4 separate regions of the Homo sapiens genome follow, and all the other regions are linked to region 1. Evidence: chromatin contacts called from ENCODE Hi-C or POLR2A ChIA-PET data. All regions are on one chromosome and are shown on one strand. Each heading gives the region's core, a stretch centred on a gene start or an enhancer-like site at or near the end of the contact. The rest is flanking DNA. Distances are from core to core; before and after follow the strand shown.

What was found. Hi-C counts contacts between places; a loop is a spot of excess contacts on that map. ChIA-PET counts read pairs that join two places held with the same protein, here RNA polymerase II (POLR2A). Pooled maps may share reads with other maps.
Region 2: a loop to region 1 is called in a map of CD8-positive, alpha-beta T cell, with 6 times the contacts of the local background. The contact joins the promoter of MYB here to the promoter of MAP3K5 in region 1. A Hi-C loop is called at or near these places in 1 of 168 maps with a recorded cell type or tissue (CD8-positive, alpha-beta T cell), 1 of 37 single-sample maps with no recorded cell type and 4 of 50 pooled maps.
Region 3: a map of B cell shows a loop between it and region 1 (19-fold over the local background). The contact joins the promoter of TNFAIP3 here to the promoter of MAP3K5 in region 1. A Hi-C loop is called at or near these places in 1 of 168 maps with a recorded cell type or tissue (B cell) and 4 of 50 pooled maps. POLR2A ChIA-PET finds 5 or more read pairs at or near these places in 1 of 52 experiments (activated T-cell).
Region 4: a loop to region 1 is called in a map of CD8-positive, alpha-beta T cell, with 17 times the contacts of the local background. The contact joins the enhancer-like site here to the promoter of MAP3K5 in region 1. A Hi-C loop is called at or near these places in 1 of 168 maps with a recorded cell type or tissue (CD8-positive, alpha-beta T cell) and 3 of 50 pooled maps. POLR2A ChIA-PET finds 5 or more read pairs at or near these places in 1 of 52 experiments (AG04450).

What each region holds. Positions count from the first base shown.
Region 1 is chr6:136,791,009-136,793,864 of GRCh38, forward strand. MAP3K5 (mitogen-activated protein kinase kinase kinase 5) reads right to left here and starts at 1,469. Exons shown (of 30, transcript NM_005923.4): 1 at 702-1,469. The coding sequence starts at 1,149. RefSeq lists enhancers at 219-734, 840-909, 1,700-1,929, 2,040-2,099, 2,470-2,549 and a silencer at 1,040-1,679.
Region 2 is chr6:135,179,902-135,182,757 of GRCh38, forward strand. It overlaps MYB (MYB proto-oncogene, transcription factor), which reads left to right and starts at 1,407. Exons shown (of 16, transcript NM_001130173.2): 1 at 1,407-1,635. The coding sequence starts at 1,613. RefSeq lists silencers at 526-635, 1,076-1,125, 1,196-1,415, 1,476-1,525, 2,575-2,654.
Region 3 is chr6:137,865,807-137,868,662 of GRCh38, forward strand. TNFAIP3 (TNF alpha induced protein 3) reads left to right here and starts at 1,453. Exons shown (of 9, transcript NM_001270508.2): 1 at 1,453-1,736. WAKMAR2 (wound and keratinocyte migration associated lncRNA 2) reads right to left here and starts at 2,427. Exons shown (of 4, transcript NR_049793.1): 1 at 1,836-2,427; 2 at 777-1,078. RefSeq lists an enhancer at 990-1,129 and silencers at 1,210-1,349, 1,590-1,759, 1,900-1,999.
Region 4 is chr6:137,822,711-137,825,566 of GRCh38, forward strand. It overlaps WAKMAR2 (wound and keratinocyte migration associated lncRNA 2), which reads right to left. Exons shown (of 4, transcript NR_049793.1): 4 at 959-1,867. Among named protein-coding and RNA genes, the nearest start is that of TNFAIP3, 43 kb to the right of the region's middle. Within about 2 kb of position 1,386, at least 14 of the 41 ENCODE cell types and tissues checked have a DNase peak (open chromatin) inside an H3K27ac peak, as active enhancers do; they include CD8-positive, alpha-beta T cell, where a contact is called at or near this core.

The DNA.
Region 1 (2,856 bases), core at 219-2,718:
AATTACAAACTTTCTAGCCCACCATGGTTTATGGGGTAATAAAAAACAGGCCCTGGTTCTTTCACCAAAATCCTTACAAAGATAACACACAAGTTCAGTGTAAGTTGTAATGTTATTGCCTTTGGAAGCACTGTAATTACTTCAAAGTCTGGGTTGGTGAGAGGAAATTCAAGCTACTAAAACTTATCGAAGGTAAGGTGAGTTGGGAAGATCATCACATGGCATGCAAATTAATATAGTTACACTCTGCGTGCATGGTATGTCATCGTTCCCGTACTCTCAAAACTACACAGAGAAAAGGAGAACCTCATCTAAAACGGTCACAGGTATATGCAGAAAGAAAACAGGGACCAAACCTCACAGAAGCGAAACCGAGACACTGAAAGGAGAAAGACTGACTGGGGCAAATATCTCACACTGCTGGAGAACAGTTCAAGTCGATCGCATGGACCCAGGGCTCCAGCGCTGGGCGGTGGGTGGATCCATAGGTCTATCGCACAAGTACACACAGACTCTTGCACAAGCACACACGCTCTCTCCGGAGCGGCGAGCGACAGGAGCAGTCACGCAGCGGCGCTCGCTGCCCCCAAAGTGGGGCAAGAAGTAAATGCTTCCCGCCCAGAAAAATGAAATGCCCCGAAGACCGCCAGATTAAACGCGGGTCCCGACCGCGCGGGATGGGAAAGGGGTCACACACGCACCTGCATTGTAAAAGCGGTCCAGCACGGTGGTTTCTCCAAAGTCGAGTTTCCCAAAATGCAGGGTTTCCAGGGTGGCGCCCACTGTCTCGCACGCCTCCCGCAAGCTCTGCAGGGCCTCGCTCTCGGCCACCACCAGTTGCCCTTGGCTCGCTTCGTTGATCACATATGCCACCGTGGTCCGTCGGCTGCCCCCGCCAACAGAGCTGCCCCGGCCTCGGGTGGCACTGCTCGAGGAGGTGGCCGCCGGACAACCGATGCCAGGGGCAGCGGCGCTCTCCACGTTCCAGAAGCTGCCCGGCGGCGGCGGTGGCAGCTGGTGCTCCTCGCCCTCGCCCACCGCCGCCGCTCCTCCCCTCCTGCAGATGCCGCCCTCGGGGATGGTGCAGAAGCCCGAGGGGGCGAAGGGTGGCACAGAGAAAGTGATGCCCTCGTCCGCCTCCGTGCTCATCTCTCCGGGCCGGGCAGCAACGGCGGCGGCGTCCCCCGCCCAGCCGCACCGCCTGGCCAGCCACAGCTCGGGGCTGCTCCGCGCCCGCCGGGCTAAGCAGCTGCCATCGCGCGCCGCGCCCTCGCCGCCGCGCCGCCGCCTCCTCTCCGGCGCCCTCTCCCCCGAGGGCACGCCGCTGCCCGGCGGCGGCTCGCTCCTCCTCGGCGCCTCCGTGGCCGCGCCGCTCGCCCTCTGCAGAGTTTAGAGTACAAGGGGTGGGGAAGCCGGGTGAGCGGGAAGGGACGGAGCTTCCTTTTCTTGGCCGGCTGACAAGTCGGCTCGCAAACCTGCGCCGCGGTGCAGCTCAAGGGCGCCGCGCTCGGGGTGCAGCCCGCCCTCGCCACCCGCCGCGCCGCGCCGCGCCGCGCCGCGCAGCTCCTTCCGTCCCGGCCGCTCTGGGAGGGGCCAGGAAGGGCGCCCCCTGGGTGCGGAGCTACCTGGCGCGCACCTTACGAGCGGGCTGGCTCCCCAGGCGGCGTCCCGGAACAGCAGCAGCGGCAGCCGAAAGGACCCTCCTCCCTCTTAGGCGGCAGCTCGCCTTCATCGGGTGGATTTCCTCCTCCTTGCCTGGCCTCGTTTCTCTTTCGATCGCCTCCGCCGCGTGGTCCCGGCGCCAGCCTCGTCGTTCCTTGCAGACGCTCTCCCTCTCCACCACCAGCTTCTGGCCACCCACTCGTAGCGGCACCGAGGGTCAGGGCCAGCCCCCAAGGAGGGCGCTGCTAGGAAGCTCGAGCCCGGACTGAACTGACCGCGCTGCGGCCCTGGGACCCCAGCCCTCCTCTGAGTGCTGCGCGTGGCATAGGGTCCCAGTCTTCACCCACCCGGCCCCCACCTACGAAGACCTGGAGCGCAAGCGATTACGGGGTGGCGCAGAAAGTCCCTCGAGGCAATACTCGGTCTTCGGAGTCCGCCCCTGAAGCATTTCCAGTGTTCCCCGCGACTAGGGCGCCCCCCTCCGGGCCTTGGCGGCCTGGTGGACTGGGACCGTGCGCGGCGCTGGCAGGATAGGCTCCGGGAGACCCACGTTGCGCGAGGCAGGAGGTTGTACATAGCGCCCTGGAGCCAGGGCCTGCACTGGAGGTTGCTTCATTAGTGACTGTGGCACTCCAGAAGTGGCTGGCTAAATTGATCAGGTTCTCCCATGTACTTTTCCTTTTAAAATTTCCAGTGGCTCATTCCGTTATCAGTAATGAGTAATTGATTAGTGCCAACTGCCGAAGGACTTAGTATTCTCATTTAGGATCTTAATTCCCCCACAAGCGCCAGATACTTAAGATAGAAGATGGAGTCTCTACCCGACTCCACAAATTATCAACAAGATGAAACAGGGGAATAACGTGACCTATTCTATTTTTTAAACTGCATCACGCGAGGCCGGGAGGGAAATACCCAGATTGTTTAAGAGCAATCAAAAAAAGTACCTGCTTATTTGGGGAGCAAAGAACAGATGTGTAAGTTCCCAGAGAACCCCAGAATGCTGTAATTGTTAGGAAAGCCAGTGCAAGTTACAACTGAGTAAAGAAACAGGTTTTGTACTTCCCATCTCCAGGAACTGAGACTAGTGAGTCCTGTGAAAAAGGCAGAAGAAAATGTAAATTACTTTTTTTTTTTTTTGAGACGGAGTTTCGCTCTTCTTGCCCGGGCTGGAGTGCAATGGCGCGATTTCGA
Region 2 (2,856 bases), core at 157-2,656, 1.6 Mb before region 1:
TAGTCTTGAAACCTCGCATGCTTCACCGTTTAATAAAATTATGACTCATTTTAGTAAGAACATGCTTTTTTAGTAAGAAAAAATGCTTTCTGAGCTAAGTTTGAACTGCTGGGGCACATGGGACACCCACAAACCCAGTCAGCAGAAGTCTCAAACTCCTAAAAGATTAAAGGAAAAATACATTAGTGTGTACAGAGAATGAAAAAAAAATCCCCAATGGTTCTAATCTATAAACGGAAGTAAAACTAAAACTCCCCTAAAATCCCCCCAGTCATCAATCCTTATAAATTCAGCACTTATCTTCTTCCTTTACTTCTGGAGACCCTCATTAAACAACACGAAAGCCTTTGCTGACTTTTATCTCGTAAAATAGAGCCCTCAAATGACACTAAGCAGGGATACCGACCTCCAAAATCACAAACTGTTTTACTTCTAAAACCATGCATGCAAACGTGGGGTTTCCTGAGTTCTGCTAGGGGCGGGCTGTCTGGACCCCCGTGTATTTTTTTTTTTTTTTTTTTTTTTTTTTTTTTTTTGCAGGTGTGCAATCCAGGGTGCGCGCTCTGTGCAGGGAGGGGAGCAAAGGTGTGCGGTGGGCACCGCCTGGGCCGGGCGGGGCGGGGTGGGTGGGGCCCGGGTGTGTGCTGGGGTGAGAGTGAAGGACATGTGACAATACGACGGTGGCGGCTGCAGGATCCGGGAGGGGAGTGAAAGCTCCGCTGGGGCGCTCCATTAGTGAGCGGTGATGGTTGCCGCCCACTTGTATTGAAGCGTCCTTTGTCACTAACAAGTTAAATTAGAGATGTTATTTATTTAAGAAGAAGGAAAAAAAACCCTAGCCAAACAGCCTATGAATACATATGCTCACATCCCCTACTCCTCCAACTCCTAATTTCCCCGTCTCCAGAGGGCACAGTTGTAAACCTTGACGAAAATCCAATCTTCTGTGCGGGAATTTCCCCCCACCGCTTGCCGCCCCCGCGACAGTGAGTGGGAGCTGGAGGAGCTCTGGTCCCGCTGCCCGGGAGCACGCGGAGCCGGGCGACCGCGGTGCGGCAGCCAGGGAGGAGGGGAGGCGGCGGGACTGGGCGCGGGTCGGCGCCGCCGCGACCCGGGAGCGGGGTTTGCTCAGGAAAAGGCGCCGTCGCGGCCCCCGGCCACCCCTCCCTGGCCCCGGGCTCCCTGCCCGCGCGCCTCCCGGGCCTCGCGGCGCGCTAGGCGCACCGCGGCGGCGCGAGCGCCGAATGGGAGCGGCGACCCGGCCAGCCCGGCAGCCCCGCGGGCGGCAGCCAGGGCGACCGCGGAGGCGGCGGGCAGGGCGCGTGCGCACTGCAGGGGCGCCAGATTTGGCGGGAGGGGGAGTGTCCAAAGCTCTTTGTTTGATGGCATCTCTGTTTACAGAGTTTACACTTTAATATCAACCTGTTTCCTCCTCCTCCTTCTCCTCCTCCTCCGTGACCTCCTCCTCCTCTTTCTCCTGAGAAACTTCGCCCCAGCGGTGCGGAGCGCCGCTGCGCAGCCGGGGAGGGACGCAGGCAGGCGGCGGGCAGCGGGAGGCGGCAGCCCGGTGCGGTCCCCGCGGCTCTCGGCGGAGCCCCGCGCCCGCCGCGCCATGGCCCGAAGACCCCGGCACAGGTAACGGGGAGCCGGGCGGGCGGCCGAGGGCGGGGGCGCGCGGGGGCGCGCGGGGCGCCAGGCTCCCGGGAGCAGGTGGGAATTCGTTCCGGGATCATCTGAGGGGCTGTCAGACCCTCCGAGGACCTGGAGCCCCTGCCTCGGCAGCAGAAGCCGCTCCAGAGACTGATGAATGGAAGAGTCTTTGCGGGAAATGTATCCGGACGTTGGGAAGCACGCCCTGCGGCTCATTTTGCAAGTTGCATGGGGATACATTTTTCTTTAGGGGGAAAAAGAAAGCACGTTCCAGCCGAGGGCAGAGCGGTGCCCACCAGCCCCGGGGAGCCCACCAGGTGCCTGGCTTGATGCCGCGGGTGTCGGCGAGGGATCCGCAGCGTAATTGCTGGATGCATTGAGATATGTTTGGACTTGGAAGTGCAGAGCATATGGCAGATACAGGGAAAATGCTGGATTGTTTAGTAGCTGCAGGTAGTTCATTTAAATTTCATTCATTCTTTATGGAGGCGAGGACCAGTGTCAGCTGACAGGCGGCTGAAAAGCAGATTTTAGGGGGATAAAGGGGTCTCTACTTTTGCAAATTGTCTTAAGACCTGGTTTTGGAGGTTCGAATCATTTTTCTCTGAAAGGCTTTTACTTCCACTGCAAACATTGCACGCGCACCCACACGCGCCGCCGTCGCACATGTCACTGCACTTAGGGAGGCTCGCCGGGAAGATGGGTGCAGTCCCTTCACATTTTTGGCCGGACAGATGGGAAGAGGGAGAGGAGGAGGAGGAGGGAAATCCTCGTCCGAACTGTCAGTTGCTCGTTCCCCAGTCTCCACCGGCCTCTGGACTTTCCCAGCAGCACACGCCGGGGCTCCCTGCGAGCGGCGGGTGCCAGGGCTAGCTCGGCAGCCGTCGCAGTCGCCACTCGGCTCAAGGGGACAGAGGCCGGCAGCACCCAAGGCCGCTGCCGCGCAACCGGGACGCGATCCCCGCGGGCTCTGCCCCCAGGCGAAAGGTCCCTGCGCGGCGCGCACACGTGGATGCGGCTGAGGTCGCCGCGCCTTCTCGCACCCTCCTTCAGCCGCCTTAGGTCGCCCCGGCCGAGGCGCGGTGACCGGACAGACCCTCGCGAAGGAGTTCTAAGGCGAAGTCCATGGAGGCAAAGCAAATCCATTCGCCTTTCCTTAGATTGTTTGATTTTCTCCTACTGGTTTGTTGTTGAGCCTGCGGGCGC
Region 3 (2,856 bases), core at 203-2,702, 1.1 Mb after region 1:
CTGGACTCCAGCAAGGTCCATTTACAATGGATAGCTGACTATCCATTGTTTGAATGTTGATAGCACATTTGTGAACAAGAAGAGAGGACAAATAACAAGAGGTTTGGAACTGGAAGAAATTCCAGCCATCGGTTTTAAAAGACGAGGACCAGTCTTCAGAGAGGCCACTAGTGACACTCTGCTCCAAACTTCTTTTTGCCAAAAAAGTGCCACCCTCCATCCAGCCCCCACCCCCATCTCTGCAAGTCCTTACTGGCGAGAGGAGGATACTTTTCTAATTAAAAACCTGTGATATATGGCCTGACAAGTATTCTTAAATGTAATTAAGGGGACCATAGTACAGAATATTTCCATCCGGTTCTAGTTTAGCCAATCTAGTAAATGATCCAAAGGGTCCCGTGCTTAGAGGGCAGTAAGACAGTAAAAACGCCCTAAGACTCCTCCCTGCACAGCACCTGCACCCCCACTGCCCAGGGGGCTGCATCCATCTCCACATGACTCACCCTCCCTGTGCAACGCATGGGGGTAGGGAGGGAAGCGCCAGTATTATCAGCCATCAGCACCCTGGGGTGAACTGATTATCAGGACAACTAAAAACACACCTAATAAAGCCTTGGAGACACATGGCAAGCACCGTGATGGACTAGAAGCGATTTCTAAGCTGAAATGCTGCTTTGAATGCAATGTCAGCTGGATGCTTGGTGAGCAGAAATAGACAAGGGGAAATGGAGCAAGCGCGGCATAGGGGTGAGTGTTGTTCTGATTCCTAAGTTTACCTAAGACTGGGGCCACGGGGTCGGGTGTCCCCTGGGACCTACGTCTCATGCAGCCTGGGGTCCAGAGCTGGCAGGAACAATGGAGATGGGGACCAAAGGCTGTCACCGCTGCTTTTTCTCGAAATGCCCGCCCGGGTCCTGTCTGGGGCTCCCGCCTACGCGCTCATCACGTGCACAGCCCAAACTTTTCAGAGCCGGCCCGAGGCCTGCGGGCCCGGGCGCCAGGGTGGTTTTTAGGGTTTTCTTTCTTTCTTATTTCCCTTCTTCTTCTCCACAGTTGATGATTTTCTGCAGAAAAACAACTGCGAAAAAGAACCTATTTCATTTCCAGTTCCCATCACCGCGATTTCCACATGGATGTGACGTGACCCCAGCTTCCGAAATGCCCAGGTGACTCACGCGGGGACACCCCGGGGCGGGGCGAGGGAGTTTCTCCGGGCGCCTGCAGGGACCGGGCGGGGCGGGGCAGCGGGGCGGGGCAGGGAAAGGGGGCGGGGCGGGGCCCGCAGGCCCGGTCGGGCGGAGGCCGCGCGCGCCCCTCGCCCCCTGCGCCCTCTGGCGGCCGGCTGGACGCACTTCGCAGCCCGACCCAGAGAGTCACGTGACTTTGGAAAGTCCCGTGGAAATCCCCGGGCCTACAACCCGCATACAACTGAAACGGGGCAAAGCAGACTGCGCAGTCTGCAGTCTTCGTGGCGGGCCAAGCGAGCTTGGAGCCCGCGGGGGCGGAGCGGTGAGAGCGGCCGCCAAGAGAGATCACACCCCCAGCCGACCCTGCCAGCGAGCGAGCCCGACCCCAGGCGTCCATGGAGCGTCGCCTCCGCCCGGTCCCTGCCCCGACCCCCGCCTGCGGCGCGCTCCTGCCTTGACCAGGACTTGGGACTTTGCGAAAGGATCGCGGGGCCCGGAGAGGTAACCGCCGCGCCTCCCGGAGAGGTAACCGCCGCGCCTCCCGGAGAGGTAACCGCCGCGCCTCCCCGTGCCGTCTGCCTCGGGCTCACCGCAGTCAAGGGCTGCGGGTGCATGTTGGGCAGCGACCCCCGGGCTGGCACCGTCTACCTGGCGTTGGTTTTGCAGCGCTCCTGGACTGGGAGTTTGTTGGACGTTTCTGTCTGGGTTTTGAAGTGCTGGGAGTTGAGGTCACTGCTGCAGAGGTTGGAGTGACAGCCCTGGATACCTCCAGCCAGCTGTTCCTTTCAGATAATGCACGGAACTTAAGCTGCAGCTGACTGGTGAAGAGGCGCCCCTCGGGCCCTCCGATCGGGTGGTCGTTGGCGCTTTGCTCCTTTCGTGTCTTTTTTGGAGCCAAGCGTTGCATGCTCATGGCCACGTAGACCTTGCAGAAGCGCTGCGGCTTTTTCCCAAATTGTGCAGGACCAGCCCGACGGGGCGTAGGGTACCGCAGTGGCCGCCAGCCCGGCGGAGGTGGGGGGCTTCAGTCCCAGAGACAGCTTCCCAGACGCTCACGGGTCCTTGCAGGGGGCTGGGGTCCTGGCGCGGGGTTCAGCTTTTCCAGTAGCAGCAGTGTAAGAGAAGTATGCATGTAGACGTGGGTCGCTGGCCCCTGCTCCAGCCCCTACCCCACGGTTAGACTGTCTTTGTCAGCTGGAGTCGTCCCACATCCTGCCACCTGGCCTCTCAGAAAAGCAGTGGCATTAAGTAAGGAAGGAGCTTAACTCTTTTTGAGCCCGCTTTGTTTTCGGTTCTCCTCGCCTCAGATCTTCTTGCCTTGGAAAGCCAGTCTGGTCAAGTGTCTCAGGGTAGCATTTTGGCAGAACCATTGTTAATTAAAGGGACTTCTGGACCGCAACCTTAATGTACCAGATTATTGAGCAGCCAATGAATGCTTCATTCTCATTGTTTAAGGTGCTGCTTTGATTTTTTTTTCAATTCTTTGTACTATTTTTGATTTTTTGGAGAGGCACATCCCCAAATTTGGATGAGGTATTTGTTGATAAATAATTCATCAATTTCCACAATGCAGACAAAAATGTCTGCCCAGAGTGGAAAAATAAAACAAGGGGGAGAAGAGTTTGAGTAACGGAGAAGTTCTGTGGAATCCTAGTGACAAAAGTTGAGA
Region 4 (2,856 bases), core at 136-2,635, 1.0 Mb after region 1:
TTGAGACCAGCCTGATCAACATGGTGAAACCCCATCTCTACTAAAAATACAAAAATTAGCCAGGCATGGTGACACATGCCTGTAATCCCAGCTACTTGCGAGGCTGAGGCAGAAGAATCGCTTCAACCCAGGAGGCGGAGGTTGCAGTGAGCCGAGGTCACACCACTGCACTCCAGCCTGGGAGACAGAGTGAGACTCTGTCTCAAAACAAAACAAAACAAAACAAAAACCAAAAACATTGGTTAGTGTAGCCAAGAAAGATTTTTGACTTAAAAAATAAATCTGTTATCCATGCAGTGTGTTGATGAAAAAAAGAAGATAGTATGTGTTACAAATAAGATAAATATTACATAACCATTTGTAAGATTATTTATGAAGAGTTTGTAATGATGTGGGAAAGAGGTTATGATATAAAGTTAAGCAAAAGAAAAAGTAAATGCCAATTATAAAAATAGTATATTGTTAGCTTTGCTTAAACATATATACGCACACACTATCCGCAAAAAGCAGGAATATACTTCACTCTGTAAGTGGTGGTTATCTCTGAGTGACATTTTACAGGATGTTCCCCTGCTTTTTTTTTACTGTAATGTACATTCCAAATTATTAGATTAGTATATTTACTTTTACAAATGGTGATTATACATTTTAATAGTTTCAGAATGTTAAGATCTTAAGAGACTAAGCTTAGTTCTATAGCTAGCACATAGTAGCATTGCATAAATATTATTCAATCAATTAATGAAGTCATCACTTCATCGCAAGAGTGTACACAAAGTATTAGAACTATTAAAATGTTTGTGTGTGCACCAGCCCCATCAATTCTGAACAACGCCCTATGCCCTATCTGTCATAATTATATATTCTTATTTTTGGGGTCCTCACTCCTTAAAGCAACATTGTTGTTTCCTTCATTGCTTCTCCCCAAGCACAGAAGCAAAAAAAAAAAAAGAGATCATTTATTGTTTTAAAACCTTCATTTATTTTGGGATGTCACTACCAATTTTTCAGGCCTTAGACATGTAAGCATGCATTTCTACTTTTTTAGATTTTGAATCATGTAGAAATCTAGCCAAATTAATTGAGAATACTCTATTGAATAAATCAACAACTTTACTTCCAGGGTCCTGTTAACCTAAGCTAAAGATAAAAAAGCAGCAACAAAGTGCCACTGTTATCTGGTTAAAACTGACAACTGTAAGATGTATGGATGATTTTCTACAAGTTTAGAAACAGGAAACAGTGCTTGCTGCACTTGCCACAGGGCATATAAACTGAGAAAGTTATGTAGAAATTCAAGATCAGAGGATGAGCGCAAGGATGATCTTTGAGAACAAAACAGTGAACAGAGCCCTTTGTGGTGGCAAGCAGTGACGTGAGGTTGTGTTTATGTGAATACAAACCCTCTCCTCCCAAGTCTGGTGACTACAGTGTTTTCTTCCCACCTCGTTGTTAATTGTGGAAATCTGGCTGTCACTATTAACATATCAAACAGAGGTCTTGATATTATCTGCAGCTGATCATTTGTTTAGGTTTTACCCGCAGGAAAAGTCTGGTGGCAGCCAGTCCCAGGACAGCCACGCATGACGCACAGAAGAGTCCTTATAGTTCCCCTGGAGGGGGTGATGATGCAGGCAAATGCCACGCCTGATCCCTTTGGGTCTCCGTGGCAACAAGGCTGCTTGTCAGACTAGATGATAATGAGCCATGATCTGGAAGAGGCTTATTCCATAACAGGAGGGAGGTTTCAAAGGTAACACGTCAACAGCAATGCCTCGGCAACAGCTGTTTGTTATTGTAGTCGTCAAGGACAGAAAAAGGACAAGGCTGCCAGAAGATGTTGCATATGGAACAGAAGATTCTTGCCCTGGAAGAAGGAATAGAGGAGATGTAAATATCCCTTCTTTCTTGGGGGAAGGAAATAGATGAACTGTATGCTAAGTTAGAGCCTCTCTTTATCTATAAATGATCTGTTGGTTAAACAGGATACCTCCCTTCTGAACATCTCAGCACCCCATCAAGAGAACTTCAGGTCTCTGCCATTTAGACGTGTCATTTGTAAGTAAAATAAATCAGGGAAGTAATAGGAGGAAAGCTAAGAATGAAAGGAATTCATCACCACTGCAAATTTGTCCCTGAAGCAAGGTGAGTCCCTGCCCATCTGGCTACACCAGCTCTTTTTTTTTTTTTTTTTTTTTTTTTTTTTTGGCCCTTACTAGACCCCACTTGGGATTTTGTTGGCATATTTGCTTGGATGTCTATCTCCTCTGTAGTTCCTGAGGTCAAGATTACAGTCTCTTTTTTTTTTTTTTTAGTTTTTGTATCTATGGTGCCTGGCAAAGAAAAGAAGCTCCATCAATATTTACCAGTTGCTGGTGGCAATGGTAATGGTAGTTGTGTAGAAGGTGGGAAGGATAGAAGTATAGCTAAGTGACGGGACATTCTATTTCTACACCTTGTTTAGCTATGGAGGTCTCTGGAACTAGCCAGGCTAGCCAAGACTGGGACTTCTTGTGTCTTCTCCAAGAGAGGCAGAATGAGCCTAATGGTTTAGAACGTGGGCTCTGGAGCCAGACAAGCCAGATTAGAATCCTGACTCTACTCCAAGCAGTGTGAGCTTTGGCAAGTTACATACCCCATCTGTGCCTCTGTGAGGATGAAACGAGTTCCTTAGAATGATGCCTGGTACCCCAGAGGAGCTATTCAGGTTCAATTGACTCTGTTTCTAGTATTACTGCTCAACTTAGGAAGAAAAGAAGTGCAGAAGAGGAGAGGCTTTTGCTTCAAATTTTGAGTTTCACATTTAACCTTGCAGTTTTATCCCTGGGGAGCTTCTGCCTGGATGGAGGATGAATC